2 separate regions of the Homo sapiens genome follow, and region 2 is linked to region 1. The links are chromatin loops, found by intact Hi-C in ENCODE. Cell type or tissue: Caco-2. All regions are shown on one strand. Each heading gives the region's core, and the rest is flanking DNA. Links, peaks and the distances in the headings are about the cores only.

Region 1 (9,272 bases), core at 741-8,740:
TAAAAGGAGAACCATTAAATAAGTTATATCTACCACTGTAGTATACTTTAAACATGCTTTCTAAGAAGGATACCATACGTATGTTTTCAGGTTCTTACACCTCAAAGGAATAAAACTGAATGATAATGAAACACAACAAATTCATTTTGCTGGAATGCAGCAAAAGCCAGGCTCAAAGGAAAATTCATAGTTTTAAAAGCATATTAGAAAACAAGACATGCTTAAAACAAATCATCTTGTTTCTACCACAAAAAGCTAGAAAAAGAACAGCAAATAAAATACAAAGAAAGTACGATGAAGGAAATAAAGTAACAAAAAAGAGACATCAATCAACACAGAACTTACAAACATTAAAAGATTAAAAAGAATGTTATTAGCCACTTTATGGTAATAAATTTAACAACTAGAGGAAACAAATCCCTTGAAAAATGCAGCTTTTCAAAAATGGCACAGGGAGAAAAAATCTGAAAAGTTCTTTGTCTGCTAAAAAAAAATGAAAGTCATAACTTAAAATAAAAAAATCTTCCGACAGAGAAAAATCCAGGCCTAGATGGCTTTACTGGCAAATGAACTAGACTTTTGAAGAAGAAAAAATGGCAATTTTATACAAACTCTTCCAGAGAATAAAGAAAGAGGAAGCACTTCACAACTTTTTTTTACAAGTGCAATACTAAAATCTGACAAAAACATAAGGAAACTATATACCAATATCCCTCATGAACACAAATGCAAAAATCCTAAAAAATATATTGGCAGAATGAATCCAGAAGTATAGATAAAAATGGAAAACAAATCATGATTAAGTGGGGTTCACCCCAGGAACGTAAGATTGATTTATCATTTTAAAACCAATTACTGTTAATTGTACTACATAAACAGACAAAAATAGAAATACCATAAAATTATTTCCATAAATGTAGGAAATGCATCTGATAAAACTCAACAGCTATTCATAATTAAAAAAAAAAAAACCACAACTCCCAGAAAACTAGGAGTAGGAGGGAATTTCTTCAATCCAATAAAGAGCATTTAAAAAAAAAAGAGTGAAAGTCTGTAATAATAAATTATCAAATGGTTTCTCTTGAAGGTTTGGAAGGATGTTCACTCTATTTCTACTCAGCATTGTACTACTGGAGGTACAACAAATCAAAGAAGATGAAAAAAATAATTTAAAGTCATGAACACTGGCAAAGAAAAATAAAATTACTTAGTATAGACATAATTGTACATGTAAAATTCGAAGAAATCAAACTAGTAGAAATAATTGTATTTATCTAGGGAAGAAATGCAAATTCAATTTACAAAAACCAAATTATTTCTAAATGCTAGTAATAAACTGGGAAAAATTTTAAATATCATTTCCATACCTCATCCAAACCCACCAAATACTGACAAATAAACTTAACACAAGATATGTAAGACTTTTACACCGAAAATGACAAAAATTTGCTGTGGAAAAATGTTAAAAATATGAAATAAATGAATAAACAGAAGAAACCATGTTAGATGTAAATTCTTTCCAAATTATCCAATCTACAGACTGGATACAATCCATCCAAAATCTCAGCACACTGTCTTCTAGAAATTCACAAGCCAGTTCTAAAATTTATGATAAATCAAAGGCCTACGAACAATCAAGGAGAGCGTACAAAACAAACAAACAAAAAGCCAAAGTTGGAGGATTTACACTACCAAGTTTCAAGACTCACTAGTTAGCTATAGTTATTGAGACTGTAAAACTGATATTAGACAGATAAATGGAACATAATAGAGTCTAGAAATGGGCCTATACATGTACAGTCACTTGATGTTTTTCAAAGGTACCAATACAGTTCAATGTGGAAAAGTAAATCTTTTCAATAAATGGATTTCTAGTTGGAGGGGGAAAAATAAATTTGATCCTTGTATCACACCATACTGAAAAATAAATCCAAGAAGGATCACAGACTTAAATGCAAAAGTTAAAACAACGAAACTAGAATTTCTTCATAACCTTGTGGGTAGTGATAATTTCTTGGGACTAAATGACACTAATGGTGAATGAAAATAATTGGATTTTTATTAAAATTTAGACATTTTTCTGCTTATCAAAGATACTGTTAAAAAGTGGATGGCAAGCAATACGCTACTGGAAAATAGGACAAAATATATAAAGAACTCCCATAAATGAAGAAAAATGACCCAATTAAAAATGAGCAAAAGACTTGTAATGGAACTTTACAGAAGAATACAATGGAATGGGTTAGAAGCACATGAAAAGGTGCTTAGATGTCATCCTTAGTCATCAGGAAACTGCAAATTAGAGCCACAGTGAGGGACTACACACCACCAGAATGGATAAAATTAAAAAGCCAACACTTGGCCAGGCGCGATGGCTCATGCCTGTAATCCCAGCACTTTGGGAGGCTGAGGCAGGCAGATCACCTGAGGTGAGGAGTTTGAGACCAGCCTGGCCAACATCGTGAAACCCCGTCTCTACTAAAAATATAAAAATTAGCCGGGTGTGGTGGCGCATGTCTGTAATCCCAACTACTCAGAAGGCTGAGGCAGAAGAATCGCTTCAACCTAGGAGGTGGAGGTTGCAGTGAGCCGAGATCGGGCCATTGCACTCCAGCCTGCCTGGGCAGCACGAGCAAAACTCCATCTCAAAAAAAAAAGGCCAACACAGTCTCATACTCTACTGGGGTATAAAACTGGAAACTATTTGGCAGTTTCTAATAAAGTTGAACATATACTTGCTCTATGAACTAGTAATTCCACTTTTACTTATACATCCAAGAGAAACGAGTGCTCATGTCCACCCACATACAAAAAGGTACAAAAATATTCATGGAAGGTTTATTCATAACAAGTACCAAATGTATAACTCAAACATCTATCAATAGGAAAATGGATAAACAAATTCATACAATAAAATGTTATTCACCAATAAGAAATAACTGATAAAAACTACTAATTGTAATTTCCTTTCTATACAATTTCCGTACAAAAAGCTAATCATTTCTCTTTTACTTGAGACTGATACTTATAAATATTTAAAAGTAATTACTTATGAAATTATTTTTTTCTTTTAAAAGAAGAGCTGATATGGTTATTCCTAAGGCTCTTACCACAAGAGTTAGATGTGTTTTTTATTTCACCAGATAAATAATCTTAAAGGTAATATTTCCTTGCCGTTAAAATCAGTAAGAGAACCCTAAAGATATTAATTTGCAAACCCTATACTCAAAACAATTTAAAACTACAGTTTTGCATTGTTTAAGGTGGCAGATTTTTTTTGCTTATGGTCTTCTGCTTTTTGATTTTAGAAATTATCACTTGATCTTGACTCCAAACACTTCATTTCTCTGCATTGTTATGAAAGAAACCCAAATCAAAATTATTGACCCTACTACAAGGCAACAAGAATAAACCGTTACACAAAAATGCTACTCCCATGAGTCTAAATTAAAATGTATATACGCTCATATATATATAATATGTATGAATATGTGTATATATACACACATATGTACAGGTATTTATGACAGATATTTATGTACATAAGCACTGATACATACATATGAATGAAAGGCAAATTGAAGTTTTGTAATAGAAAATACAGATAAAACATCTGAGAATTTAGAAGCAGAGAAGATTAATTATAACCCAGGCTGGAGTGAGATTCTAATTAAAGGTTCTTTAAAAGAGAATGATTTACAAAGAATGAGATAGTTATAGACAGAAAAGGATAGAGGAGAAAAAGAAGTAGAGGGAAAAAGCCTTCCTTCGGTAGAAGATATTTGCTTAGCCAAAAGCACAGAGAAATATTCCAAAGGCCATATTAAGGTAAAATACAGAAAACAGGAGATATTCTTAACTATGAGTTCAAGAACCCTACCTACAAATGCAAGTATAATAGCTTACATTAAGTTTGCTACCTAAAATGTATAATTTTAAAGGCAAAATAGTAGTTATAATAAAGATTATAGATGAATGAAGTAATAAGAGAAGGAAGAGCAAAACGAGAATAATGGCTATCCCCTATGGTCTCTGGTCTCCGTGTGTGTGTAGGTGTATGTGCGGCACACATCCATGTATGTTAGAGAAGTTATAGGTGGTTACTAACTCTGACACTGGGCGCTATGCTAATGTTACCAAACATTAATTTAAAAAACTATCAAAACAACAGAAGTATATTTCAGATTGATCTATTTTCAGCATTATCTGTTTAATCAAATACACTCGGGTATGATTCTGCAAATAACTGAGAAAGGCACCATAATGTACACACTAACGGCTTAAAAATGTTTTGCTCCAATAGGTTTGTACCTTTCTCATTAAGGATAAAGAAGATAATTTACTTAAAAAATTTATAATCTATGACCTTATATGTCTTTGTAAATTTTATTTAATTTCTAGATATATATGCTTTAAAATTAGGTTTACTAAAATTTGTTTTCTATAAAAATTCATATTGCTGGGTATAGGTGTAGAGCAGACACTACCAGTCTCTTAAAGGTTAGGAAAGGGAGGTCAGCAAATTTTTTTCTTTAAAGGGTCAGTATTAAATATAATATTTTACATTTTGAAGACCAGACATTTTCTGTTGGAATTACTCAACTGTGCTATCATTGTAGTTTCAAGGCAGCCAGACAAAAGTCAATGAATAAATACTGGCTGCATTTCAATAAAACTTTGTTTACAAAAACAGAAGCCTTGGCCTGCGGGCCATGGTTTCCTGACCCCTGTATTAGTGTTACCCCAGCTTTTTTTTCATGCTTCAGAGATCTTGCCCACTCTCTCACAATTATTGAAGTTATTTATCAAGGATTTCAGCCTTGATTTCATCATAAAAATATCTGGCAGTGATGTTATTAGGGAGTGTACAGTTACCCTGGGTACTTCACAATTGTTCCAAATTGAAAATCCTGGATCAACTTCAAAGCAGTATACTATATTATTAATAATTCCTTATTTATTATAGCACGTAAGTCTGAATGACTATACACTATGAATAAATCAAACTTCTCTAATTAACCTTTCCATCATTTGTCTCCCTTTAAAATTATTTCTCCTATCTTCTCATCCCATATGTAATCTACTAACTCAAGCTCTGGGTTTCCTTGCTTAAAAGGATTGCCTTCCGGGTCTTAGAACCATTAACTAAACTACGTTTTTATTTATATTACTAAAAATATTCTATATATTTTTATTCCTTTTGGAACACAGTAGCCCTTTAATCCTTTATTAAAGGAACTTATTGTGCTATAGAAATAGTTTAAGTTGAAAGGATCGAACTTAAATTACACTTCACGCCTCCCTTCACAACCCTCATCCTACTTCAATCCTGGACAAGTATGTTCACTCTCAGAATGGAATGGAAGAAACAATGAATAAAAAATAAATACAAATGATAAGTAGTTTTCCATATATTAAAGTCAGCTCCCCATATGAACCGTTTTCCTTCCTAATGCTGCCCCCTAGGCAGCTCTAAAGTAGAACTCTTTATGGCTACCAGGGGATAGAGATACACAGTAGTGATAGTAGGTTCCAACTAAAAAGCAGGGACAGAAATCTCTGCTTTTCTTAACTACTACTAGCATAATTACATTTTGATTATTCCTAAAGTATATTTCATAAATTAATATCTGGAGCTAGCTTTATTTAAAGTTCTTATTGACATTATTAAGAAATTCAAGTACATAAAGTCATTTTGGTAGTAACTTGATTTGACTGTAGTCAAGTGAGAAATCTTTTAAATGAAAACAGTTTCGTGCCTGGGCTGAAAGAAGAAAAACAGTTCTTCCTGAACAGGACTACAAAAGTCAAAGTCAGAATGTCCTGTGAAAATAACTGTTCACCCATTATTGCACTGGTAGAAGAGCCATGACTTATTTTTAGCAAAAATTATATCAACTCAGTGTGACACATCCGACATGAACAGAAGATAAGCAACTCATTTTTCACAAAATAATTACTAAATAAATGCAGTTTCTTTGATGGATCAAATCTAACACATGAGGCTATATAAAAGGGGGTGTTTGGTGGTTAAAAGGTTATCAGTCTGAGGTTTATTATACCTAGCATGGAATAGGAAAAAACAGTAAAAAATAGGAAGAAAACCAGGTGACTAGCCATTTCTGAGTCATTCCTTTGGTATGCAGGTTTTAAAAAAATTGCATTACTTACCGTTTCAGTGTACTTTAAAATTCAGATAAAATCTCTCAGTAGTTATTTCTAATGAGTGTGCCTTTCACGTGACTCTCACAATCAAAATTTTAAAAGTAGACTGCTAGTGTTCATAATTTACTAAGGCCATATAATTTGAGATGAAAATTCAGGCATTCACTCCCCCTTATGCTAAGCCAAATATGTATGCCAACCATCAGTTCTGTCGTAATGGAAGCTTTTATCAGAAGCCTTAAAACCATGTGAGAGTCTTCCTTCTTCCAATGCAGGAAGGCAGTTCTGAAGCCGAATAAGTCTTTATGGCTTACGGGGGATAGAGATATATAGGAATGATAGCTGGTTCCTATATAAAAGCAGGGAAAAAAATTTTGTTTTTTCTTAATATAATCATAATCTACAATTATTGAACTGAGATGAAGACAAATAATAACATTACTTCCTAATACCTTGTTCCTAAGAACTTCTTAGGTCATGATATTTACATGAGAGCATACGAAATTAGACTAAATGTAAGTCACAACAGGTAAAAGATGAAAAATGTTTAACAAGGCAAGAATTCTGAATTGCTCTATAGTTTCAAAATGCCTAAAAATCACAGACTGGTAAGTGGGTTGTGTTTCAGAGAACTGAAGCTCCATTACTAAAATTGCATAGTGAAATAAGCTAGTCCATAGATTTGAAAATAGGTACTAAACTTCTAAACTGCTCCCCCCTTCTCAGCTTGCTAAGTTTTTAGAAAAGTTGTTCAGCTTCAATTTTTTAAGTCTTGAGTGTCTGTCTCCTCTAAGTTTTTAGTTAGAAAACTGAAGAACCAAAAGATTCAGTCAAGCATTTGAAAAAACCATATTAAAAAATTAAGTTAAATTCAGATAATCTGAAATATAAAATTGGGACCACTTAAGAATATAAAATACTAGTTTTGGTTGTCAGTCGTGGCAAATGGTTTTGCTTGTTTGTTGTTTAAAAAGTACACACATTCATGACTAGTTGAAAAGAAATGGAAGCACTGGCACATGTCTATAGGTGGCTCATGCCTGTAATCCCAGCACTTTGGGAGGCCGAGGTGGGCAGATCACCTGAGGTCAGGAATTCAAGACCAGACGGGCCAACATGGAGAAACTCCATCTCTACTAAAAATAAAAAATTTAGCTGGGTGTGGTGGCACATGCCTGTAATCCCAGCTACTTGGGAGGATGAGGTAGGAGAATTGCTTGAATCCGGGAAGCAGAGGTTGTGGTGAGCCGAGATCGCGCCACTGCACTCCAGCCTGGGCAACAAGAGCGAAACTCCGTCTCAAAAAAAAAAAAAAGTGATCAAAGGGCACTATTATTCCTGTCTATCCTCTATGGCTTAAGGGAGATTTTTAGAGGTCAAAGAAAACTCTTTTTATTCGGTGTGGCACTTGGAATAAGCCTAACAATATAAACATCATGATTATTGCTCATTTAAAGAACAATCTAGTAGCATACTTTTGCTTCCTCTCATCCCATCTACTAGTCTGCACATGGAAAAGGGAGAAGCAAAGTTTTAGCCACAGAAAACATCAGCTACTTTCCTAGGAAGTTCAATAATAGTCTTGCATCACATAGTCCTCTTTCCTTAGGATACCACACAAGAACTCTGTGGGGAATACTTTTGTGGGGGAGGGAAAGGAAAAAGGAAAGGGGAGAAGGTATGTGTTTGTGTGTGTGTGTGAGAGACAGAAAGGGAAAGAAGGGGTTATATTCTTAGAAAACAGAGAAATATAAGCAACATGATTTCTATAAATCACTGTTAAAAATAATCTATTTGGTGTGTGTTATTTTCAACTGGGTCAACATAAAACTAACAATCTAGAGCTGTAAATTATACATCATAAATATGACAGTTACACATTTAGAGAGCAGAAAAATCATACTTCATGCTAACTTCACTAATATTAAACATATTTAAGCAGACAAACCATAAACAGCAGCTTTATTTTAAGAGATACAGAAGTAACTTTAAAAACTAGAGTTAAATCTCAGCAGTTTAAAAGGGGAAAATTTATTAAATAACCACAATTAGTATAAAAATACAGTTCAAAGGTTAGGAGATTTAAAATTAAAAACTTCGACAAGTGCTCAAATCAAAATACAATTGTGTGAGTTTTCAGATATTGCATGAAAAATCTAGAGTAATTAATTACAACATTGATCAGTAAACCCCATTAGAAACAATTATACCATAGCAAACAGAAATGAATTACCTCGTCTTCGCCCATAACTCCTTGCTGCATGTAAACAAAGCACAAATTGTAAAATGTCAGAACTAAAAATAAGCCCACATATACAAATATTTCTGATACGAAAAGCTATGTGGGCATCTGAAAATTAGTGCTACTTTGTTTTAAGAGCAATGACAATGTCACCATATAAGATTTAAATGTTTTACCATTCTACAAAGGACTTTTATTTATAGGTAAATATATATCATCTGAATCATATAAAACTCTGAAATTAACAAGAAACACACATTTCATTATCATTTGTGTTAAAATTCACAAGTATTTGTTTCAGCTAATGAAGACAGAAATATACAACACTTTGCGGTAAATAGCATCCCAAATAATTTTCCCAATGAATGGAAACAACTTGAACTAAATGCTTATTTTTTCTACTTATTATAAAGAATGGTATGGCATATATAGTCCAATAAATAGCTGTTCAGATCCAATCTACATTATACCAAGTCCTGCATGGAAGTAGTGCTAGAAGACACAGATGACTGAGAAGATATACCACCATTAAACTGATACTCTGAAGCCTGTACAGATTAGACAGGATTTAAGAAATCAATGTTAAACTTGTTTAGAGAAATTACTATAGCTAATAATGCTTTCTATCACTTTAATATATGTTATAACAGCTATCTACTAATTGTTTATGTGTCTACCTATGAGGTAAGAGGGATTCAGATACAAATTACTATTAACAAAATCATGGAATAGTACATATGTTAAATACCATAAAAGTATATAGGCATTTCTATCTATGTTACTTGCAGTGACATAATTCCTATGGAAAAAAAAAAGACTGTAATTTCTTTTTCATAAGAAACTACTAGTTTGATAAAATCCACAA
Region 2 (9,272 bases), core at 453-8,452, 150 kb before region 1:
TGGGTGGGGACACAGATTCAAACCAAAACAAGGAGTTGTCAAAGTTTGGGCCACACGGTCTCAGGAGCAACTGCTCAACTCTGCAGTTGCTGTGTAGCAGTCAAATAATCCCTAAATGAATGGGTGTGGCTGTGTTCCAATAAACCTTCATTTACAAAACAGGTCGCTGGATTTGGCTGCCATTCTAGTTTGCCTACCCCTGTTCCATATCATAAGACCCAAGCTCATCAGCTTAGGATTCAGGGCTCCTCAATACCTGGCCCCCCATCTACTTCTATATCTCCACATACTGTCCTTGCCCACTTTATGCCTTCCCAGCCTCTCTATCTAGAAGCCAGAGATACCCAACTGGTTATAATAACCCTGCCTTACACAAATATGGATACAGACACACATACACTGGTACACACAGACACTCTGCTGTTTCATGATTCTGTGATTTTACACTTGCTGTCTCATCTACCTGAACAGATTTTCCACTCTCTTCACTTGGCCAAATTCTGTGTTTTTTTTTTTTGTTTTTTTTTTTTGTTTTTTAAGGTGGAGTTTTGCCCTTGTCGCCCAAGCTGGAGTGCAATGGTGTGATCTTGGCTCACTGCAACCTCTGCCTCCCGGGTACAATTCTCCCGCCTTAGCCCCCCAAGTAGCTGGGATTACAGGCATCCGCCACCACACCCAACTAATTTTTGTATTTTTATTACAGATGGGGTTTCACCATGTTGGCCAGGCTGGTCTTGAAGTCCTGACTTCAGGTGACCCACCCGCCTCGGCTCCCAAAGTGCTGGGATTACAGGCGTGAGCCACTGCACCCAGCCCTATTCGTCCTTTAGGTGATTCTAAGGTGACTCCTTCATCTGGAAGCCTTCTCTGAGCCACCCATGACTGGGTTGGGTAATTGTTCTCTTTCTTTCTATCTACTTAATGCATTGATGAGACATTTTGCATTGAGGAGGCTGTCTTTCCTGGCCATCCAAGGAACTCCTGGGACCAGGGACTTGCTGTTATTACCTATACCTCCCTGCAGCATAGCATAGTATTTAGCTTGGTCAGCTGCTAAGTTTACAGAACTAAACCATAAAGCTACAGTTATCAAGAGAAAAAAGGCAGGTTATTCTGCAGATGTTATAAGTGGGAAGTTTAGGGATAGAAAAAACTGGCAGGTTTATAAATCCATGGCACAAGTATAGAAAAAGCCAGGACTGAGGGCTGTGTAATAGCACATGGGAATATGGGTGCACTAAATAATGGAAACCAGAGGGACAAATAGGAAGGTTTTACATTTTTTGCTTTCCGGAGTCCAGTAGTAAAAGGCATAGCTACCAGGCTCTAGAACTCACAATGCAGTTGACAGGGTAAGATTTTAGCAAATGAAACAATCAGAGAACCATAAAAAGATAGCCGGTTATCAAATTCTGGGTTATGTGATACAGAGCAAGCTTGGAAAAAAAAAAGATCAACGGACGTTAGAATGGTTTAAAAAAAGCCTCTGGGGTGGCGTTAAGAAAACAATACCAAAAATATCACAGAATTCATATTTTTCTATTTTTTCAAGTAAAAACATTTTTATTGTTGTATAAAATATGCTCCCAAAATTATATATATCATAAATATACAGCTCAATGAATTTTTACAAAGTAAGCACATCTCCATAACTAAGACCTGGCTCAGGAAATGGAACATTGCTAGCATCTCAGGAGCCCCTTTCTATTCCCTTTCAGTCACTACATAACCCCAAGAAAACTACTGCCCTGACATGTAATAGCAGAGGTGAGTTTTTCCTTTAAATGAAATTATGTAATATGCCCTTTTATGTCTGGTTTATTCTGCTGAAAATTATATTTTGAAATTCATTCAAGTTGTGCTTGGTGGTAGTCTACTCACATTGCTGTTTAGAATTCATTGTGCAAATATACCCATTTATTTATTTGTCCTTCTGTTGATGGAAATTTGGGTGGTTTCCAGTTTTTAGCTGCTTACAAATAATGCTGCTTTCTTGTACAAGTCTTTTAAGAGATGAGTATATGCATTTCTGTTGAGTATATACCTAATGAGTAAAACTACTGGGTCATAAATTATAAATATGTTCAGCTTTCATAGATAATATTACACCATTTTCCAAAATGGTTGTACCATTTTTTTTTATCCCACCTGAGGTATAAGCAGGTCCCTGGTGCTCTGCATCCTCATTAGTGCTTGGCTTCATCACTAGCCATTCTGGTGTATGTGGAGGGGCATCTCTTTGTAGTTTTAATTTGTATTCCTTGATAACTAATGAGTATCTTTCTAAACTTTATCCACTGTTTGTGTATCCTTTTTAATTAAACTATTTTGCCCTTTTTCTGTTGCGTTGTCTGCCTTTTTGCTCATTGATATGTAGGAGTTCTTTATATATGTTGGGAATATGCCCATTGTCAGATATATGCATTGCCATCTTACGGGCCTTTTCCTTCTCTCATTAGTGTTCTTGATAAACAAAATAATCTCCCACAACTTCTAATTTTCTCTTGGACCCTTGGACTCTTAGATCCTCATTACTTCCTAGTTCATAGACTCACTGAAAGAGGAGAGAAAGGATTTCCATTAGGTATACAGAGAGCTTGAAAACTGTACTAGAAAAAAGCTTAGAGATCATCTCTCTCAGTTCCCTGGGTTTTTCTTTTAGGAAACTACAAGCCAGAGAGGATGGGTAACTTGCTCCTGGTCACAGAGCTGGTAGCAAAGTTGAGATTAAATCATGGGCTCTCATCTCCTAGCCCATCGTTCTTTGCACAGGCACATTCACTATTTCATTAACTTGGAGTAATGGGAAAAGAGTCTCCATGGGGAGTGACAGGACAATTGATAATCTGTGTCTGCATCAATAAGAGTTTCAACAACTCCAGGACCAGAAGACGAAAAGAGCAGGCCCTTCTGGGCCCAGCCTCCTCTACCCTCTTAACAGGAGCAGCAGGACATTTAGAAAGCTTTCATATGCATCACGAAGCCTTGCTAGGCCGTGCACAGCTTGATAGCTACATCTCCATTCCAAAAATAGCTAGGAGTTATTTATGTTGGCAAAAAGCTTGGGACAATAAAGAGAGATGGTGGATTTAACCCTACCACGGTTTTACTCTAATAAGTCATTGTGCTCTAGCAGAAACCCTGATTACCCAAAGTGGTTGGGAAATTATAAAGTCAAAGCTACAATTTATCTCATCTCTAAGGAGCCGATGAAATCGCCTGTCAAGGCTGTATCCCTCGCTGCCAGGGCCAAGTGTATCTGCTGAGGCAGCAGTCTGCCCTTAACAGGCAGAGGGTGCTGCTACAGGAAGGGTTGTATAGACACTGAACAGAACACCCAGGGTCTCCCTCGAGCACGGTGGATGTTAACAATGCCCTTCTCCTGTCCGCAGGCTCTGCCCATTACCCTGGCATCTTCTGGGGGACATTTTGACTGCTCCTTGATCACCTGGCAGTCCGACTGGATTTTTAGAAAACCTGATCTGATCAGGATTGCACTCCTACTTCATATTAGCATGACTTATTTACAGATAGACAAGATATCAGAAGCTTACACCCAAATGTGTAGCTCTGGATGGCGGTACTATGCATAATTTCTATTTTTATTATGAATTTTCCAATTCTTCTATTACATTAAACCATATGAAAATTTGCTGGTTTTGTAAGTGGCTGAATATTAGCAAGTTCAAGTGTTTTGACCTCATACAACAAGCAAGGATTATTGTGAATTTTAAATGTACTAAAGGCTTTTAAAATACTATTCCTATGTTAGAATCAAAATAATGCTAATATCTGCCACTTATTAAGTTTGTTTTATTGCTAGACTCTCCACTAAGCACCTGATATACTATTTAATACTCATAAGGTGGGGACTATTATTACGCCTATTTTACAGGTGAGTAAACTGAGACTCAGGGAGCTCAAGTTCCAGTAAATCATTCCCTCCATTAATAAGGGCAGAGCTGGAGCCCAGAGGCCAAAGCTCTTGTTCTTAACCATTATCCAGAGTCCCCATATTTCAACTATAACTCCAAGTCTGGAAGTGAAGGCAAACTTTTTGATGATGAGGCCAGGGTTTGTGAGTAGGGCTGGATCTCATTCATTCATCTCATTGTCATGAAGCCTCCTAATAACAGATACTCATTTGCTCAGCAAATACAGTATTTGGGGAATAATAAACAAAGGGTTAGACATCCTCCCTGTCCTTAGCTTTCCCAGTATGCGCGATGGCTTAGAACTAACCATGACCTCCCCAGCTGCCCATCTCCCACCTCTGGCCCCATTTTCTTCTCCCCAGGGTACATGGACACTCACCACAATCAAAACAAAGAATGTATGTTAACCTCAGGCCAGCAGAGGGAGAACCAACACACTAGCCTCTTTCCAGGTTTAAAGCAAACCTCTTCTCTTTAGAAAATGGTCCCATCTGTTTGAAACTGCCCAGCCCTTTTTTTTGAACGTTTCCCAGGACTGTGTAATGTTTCCGGAGAAGGTAATGTTACATTAATGATAAAAACAGCTCTTATTTATTGAATACTTACTGTGTGCCAGCATTATTGGTAGCTATTTTACATACAACCAGTATGTAAAACTAGATCTAGCTGACATCAGAGAGCAAATGTTTTACCAAGGAGCTTCAGTTATAGGTTTCGGAGGGCTGTGAGTACCTACAAAATTGTACTTAATTTATATGTATGCTGGGGAGTGGTGAGGGCTTGGGGGCTGTGGGTCTCTGTGTGTATACAGGCTTATGTTTTTATTTTTTATTTTTCCCAAGGAGAGGAGCCTTGCCTTTCATAAGAGTCTCAAAGAGGTGAATGACCCAATAAGATTTTAGAAACCTCCTTAGGAAGAGAGAATTAAGAAAAAGCTGCCTAACTGACATGAGAAAGTTCTGAAACCATTCATTGTTCTTAAGCCTCTGGCTTTACAACTGAATGGACCGTGTTCAGGCAAGCATGAAACAGTCAAGAACATTGATCAAGGAAGGATGAATTACAGATTCTTATCTATATTATCTAAGCTATACTGGAATAGAATGAAACATTTTGTGCTGTTGAGATTGTGAAACTGGTTTTGGAACCAGAGGAGGAACCAGAGGAGAACTCCTATAACATTGTGGGGTCAGGGATAGGAGAAGGCCAGAGTGGCCAGTGTATGCGTTTGTTTCCGAAGTAGAGCAGAGCAGGGAAGGAGAAAGTTCAAGCTTATCTAAGAAGGATAATCCATTCCACTTGGAAGGCACTTAACAGTTTATTACAAAGCTGTTTCATAAGCGTGCACTCTGAAGGTCTTCAAAATAATCCTGTAAAGTCAGCAAGACAGACTGTTACCTGCTTTTGATCCATAAAGAAATTAAGGCACAGAGAGGTTAAGTCATCTACCCAAGGTCACACAGTGAGTAAGAGGCCATGGTCTTCTATCAGCTAGCTGGATAGATTGACAACTTTACTAGTATAAAATATTTTAGCAATTTTTTTTCGAGATGGAGTTTCGCTCTTGTTGCCCAGGCTGGAGTGCAATGGCGCGATCTCTGCTCACCGCAACCTCCGCCTCCTGGATTCAAGCAATTCTCCTGCCTCAGCCTCCCAAGTAGCTGGGATTATAGGCATGCGCCACTATGCCCGGCTAATTTTGTATTTTTAGTAGAGACAGGATTTCTCCATGTTGGTCAGGCTGGTCTCGAACTTCCAACCTCAGGTGATCCTCCCGCCTCGGCCTCCCAAAGTGCTGGGATTACAGGCGTGAGCCACCGCGCCCAGCTGTATAAAATATTTTAGTAAGAAAGATGTTTATTGCCAAATTTTCCTTAATTGGGGACAAAAAAAAAGTAGCTGATAGATGCTATGTTAGTTTTAAATTCAAACTTTCAAATGTAATAAATTTGAAGGGCATGGCTTAGTGGTTAAGAATTTAGGCTCTGGAGTCAGACTTCCTGGCCCAGTACCAGGGTCACCCCTGACAAGGTGATGTAGCAAGCCAGGGAGTGCAAGCCAGTTAATGCCCGGGAGTGACCCTCACTCATGGAGGGACAGGAGTTGTGAATAAACACTCCAGGTTTCTTGCTGCTTAGGGGTAGAATTCTGAGGCGAGTTCCATGCAGTTTCTCAGAAGGTTCTGGGGAGGTCTGAACCTCGAGTTGCCCACAGAGGTAGCCTTGTCAACATTCTCTGTGGCCTCTCTCTTCTTCCCTGCCTCTTTTCCCCACTCCCTCACTGTGCTTTTGGGATGGCATGTTGTATTAGTTTGGGTCTTCTGAGAAGAAATGCCAAAGAACATCAAATGTGTAAGGAACCCATTGGGGGAATACGTGTATTGGGTAAACGGGAGGGTGAGGGGTAGGCAGGGAGTCTTCAGACGGTGATGCTGATCTGGCCCTTGTGAGGAGGTGGGAAGGCAGGAGGATTGGGCTGGAAGAGTCATGGATTGCATTGCAGTCCTAAGAAAGTTCTGACCAGGCTGATCAGACTCTTGAACTTAAGTCACTCACCTGAGGAGTCCTGTGTCCCATAGGAAAGGGCCTATATGGGTGCCCGCTGTCTTCAACCGCTGGCCTACAAGCAGCCTGTCCTCACCATTGATGTGGAGGTGGGTCTGGAAGGGCAGAAGCTGGGTCATCAATAGACCATGCATCCCTCCATGGGAGTTCTCTGATCATTTTCATACACACTCTGATCTCTGCATCTGATGCTGGATACTCCAAACTAAGACATAGCTCAGTAAGTAATTGTTACATGAATAAACACAAAAAGAATTTAGAGGTCAACACACACAGAAAATGAATAGCTCCTATGCAGGACCTCTTCTGGTAGCTGTGAACTTAATTTCCTTAGAAGATTCTGAGTCATATTTTTACAAAAAGCCCAGGCTCTCACCCTTATCATTAGGTAGTCTTGCAGAAAAGACCAAGATGAGAGAGAACGTAGCAGAAAATGCTGTGGGGGACTGTGCTCCCAGTTACCATGAAGACGAAGTGAAAATCTGTGGAAAGCATTTTACACTGCAATGAAGTGGGTTTCATTTGAAGATCACAGACCAAGCACATGATACTGCCTTCCCCTTTCTTCCCCAAATCCCTGGAAATGCTTTAACAGACATATTTTGAAAAGTAATAAGCCTAATAAATTATTTTTCCAACAAATATTCAGAGTTCTGTGATTACTATAATGCCCCATGTTGTCTAAACATCCCTTTTTATGGGTTTCCCAATAGGAACTCGAGCCTGAGAGATAGTAAGTCCTAGGGGAAGCAGCTGCTTGGTAAAGAAGAGGCTGTGATTTTTTTTTTTTAATGTCATGGATAGAAGAGGCAAGGGAAGGGGAAGTCATTGGGAAGAATACACCAGCCAAACAGCCCGACCTGGATATTAGCTGCCTCCTGCAAGCCAGGAGCAAAGTTGAACCCAGGGAATAATGTGTGCTGGCCAGCTGGGGAGGTAGCCAGCTGGAACATGGACAATGCATTAAATGACAACCCATCCATGCCTTACAGGTTTCTATCTGATCAAGGAACAATTGATCTGGCTCATGTTTCAGAAAGTGGAGGAAATATAAAAACACCTTAACTCTGTGCTTTCGAGATGTGATCTTGCCCCATATGCATTAGGAGTAAACTGTTAGAAAATTGAAAGTCACGACTACTTACTGAGTGTCTCCTGTGGACTAATGGGCTATCAGACCATTTCACAGCTGATGAAATTAAGGATCAGAGAAGTTAAGTGACCTAAATATAGGGTTGCCAGCTTTAGCAAATAAATTAAGGAAAGCCTAGTTAATTTGAGTGTTGGATATACAATGATAGCTTTAAGTATCCTATGCAGTTTTTAAAAATGATGGATAACTTTTAGTATATGCAGGTCCCATGCAATAAACTAAAAGCTAAAAAATTAAAAATACTAACAATATTTTGTTGTCAAAATATCTGGAATATAAATTCAATTGAAAGTTCTATGTTTCTTTTTTCTGGCACTCTTACTTAAATAAGAATGTGCAGCTGGTTAGTGTCCACATCTAGGCCCAAGATGCTCTCATTGTAGTAAAGTTTTCGGCTCTACTGCACTGATTCCCAAATACAAAAATTGAATCTGGGCTAGACTATTTTATTTGTTGTAACATATATTGTATTTTTTCATATCATACATTATTAAGCCCTTCTAAAATAAGCCACTTTTATACTAACCCTTATCTCAGAGCCTGCTTCTGGGTAAGGCACCCTAGGACAGCAAATGACCTAGGCTCCTTCATTCAGAACTGTCCCTTGACTTTGGATGAGAAACTAGTGGTCCCTCGAGGCAGGGACGATACTCACTCTTACCTGGCCATAGGCAGAGACAGAGAAAGTAACACCTGCTTGCAGAGGTGACACAGAAGTGTTTCTGGTAGCAGCATCCGGAGTCCAGCTTTGTGTCCACCCAGAGGAAGTGGCAGCCTGGAACCACTTCTGTGGCTTACATTTTTCTTAGTTATATGGCTCCCGAGTCTGGTTCTCTGTCTTCTCTAGAAAACCTGTCTTATCCGGTATGCTTCTGGACAATCTGTTTCCTATGTAGATTCCTCAGAATTATCTTCTCAACTGAAGAACCCGGATTTGTCAATACCAGAAGTGGTGTGGTTATAGCAGCAGACCCTCAGGACACTGGAAAAATTGGCATTGGTTGTCTGGTTTACTTAGGGCTATGAATAGTGAAAATCCAGTTCTTGTTGAGGAATGGGACTCTGGCAACCTAAGACAGAGACTGGCAAAAACAATTAATCCAATTATCATGCATGGTCAACTGTAATAAAACCCCCAGTGAAGATGAGGTATGGAGACCACATGGTCCCTTGCCGTAGAACTTGCTATAAGAAATTCTAAGATGTGTGAATGGGTGGTGGCTTCTAGAGAAAGAAAATACTAAGTACACAGTCCTAAATTCCTGGCTCAGTGTAAAGACCCGAAATTAAAGACTTTCATTGGCTGGGCTAAAGACTGACTCATTTTGTGCAGCTGCAAAGCTGAAGCAGACAAAACTAAACCCATACCTGATCTTCTTGCTTAATGGCTTATGTCAGGCCTCTCTTCTGCTGACCTAGAGATTTTTCATCACATTTCAAGAAGTATTTCAGTGGGCTGCCCACTGATGTCCACTCTAGGATCCCCATAAGTAAGTAGTCAAAGATCTGCACAGTCAAGACCATTTTGATTGGCATAATGGTGCTGACAGTCAGAGCAGCTTGGTAACTTACCTAAGTTCACACATTACCAAGAAGAGAAGGAGGATGTCTGTCCCATAC

The links. Peaks named below come from ENCODE experiments on the same cell type or tissue, not always from the same donor. Only the 100,000 strongest peaks of a DNase experiment are listed, where the experiment ranks them.
Region 2: it touches region 1 in a loop (29-fold over the local background); 2 of 110 quality-filtered maps call a loop at or near these places.

Annotation. Positions count from the first base shown.
Region 1 is chr4:15,039,614-15,048,885 of GRCh38, reverse strand. It overlaps CPEB2 (cytoplasmic polyadenylation element binding protein 2), which reads right to left. Exons shown (of 12, transcript NM_001177382.2): 6 at 8,399-8,422. The region is part of intron 2 of C1QTNF7-AS1 (C1QTNF7 antisense RNA 1); the gene reads left to right. Among named protein-coding and RNA genes, the nearest start is that of CPEB2, 42 kb to the right of the region's middle. In Caco-2, for the core only: a CTCF peak has its summit at 5,483; no DNase peak of the experiment used is centred there.
Region 2 is chr4:15,192,266-15,201,537 of GRCh38, reverse strand. The region is part of intron 2 of C1QTNF7-AS1 (C1QTNF7 antisense RNA 1); the gene reads left to right. Among named protein-coding and RNA genes, the nearest start is that of CPEB2, 190 kb to the right of the region's middle. In Caco-2, for the core only: a CTCF peak has its summit at 4,329 (motif pointing right); no DNase peak of the experiment used is centred there.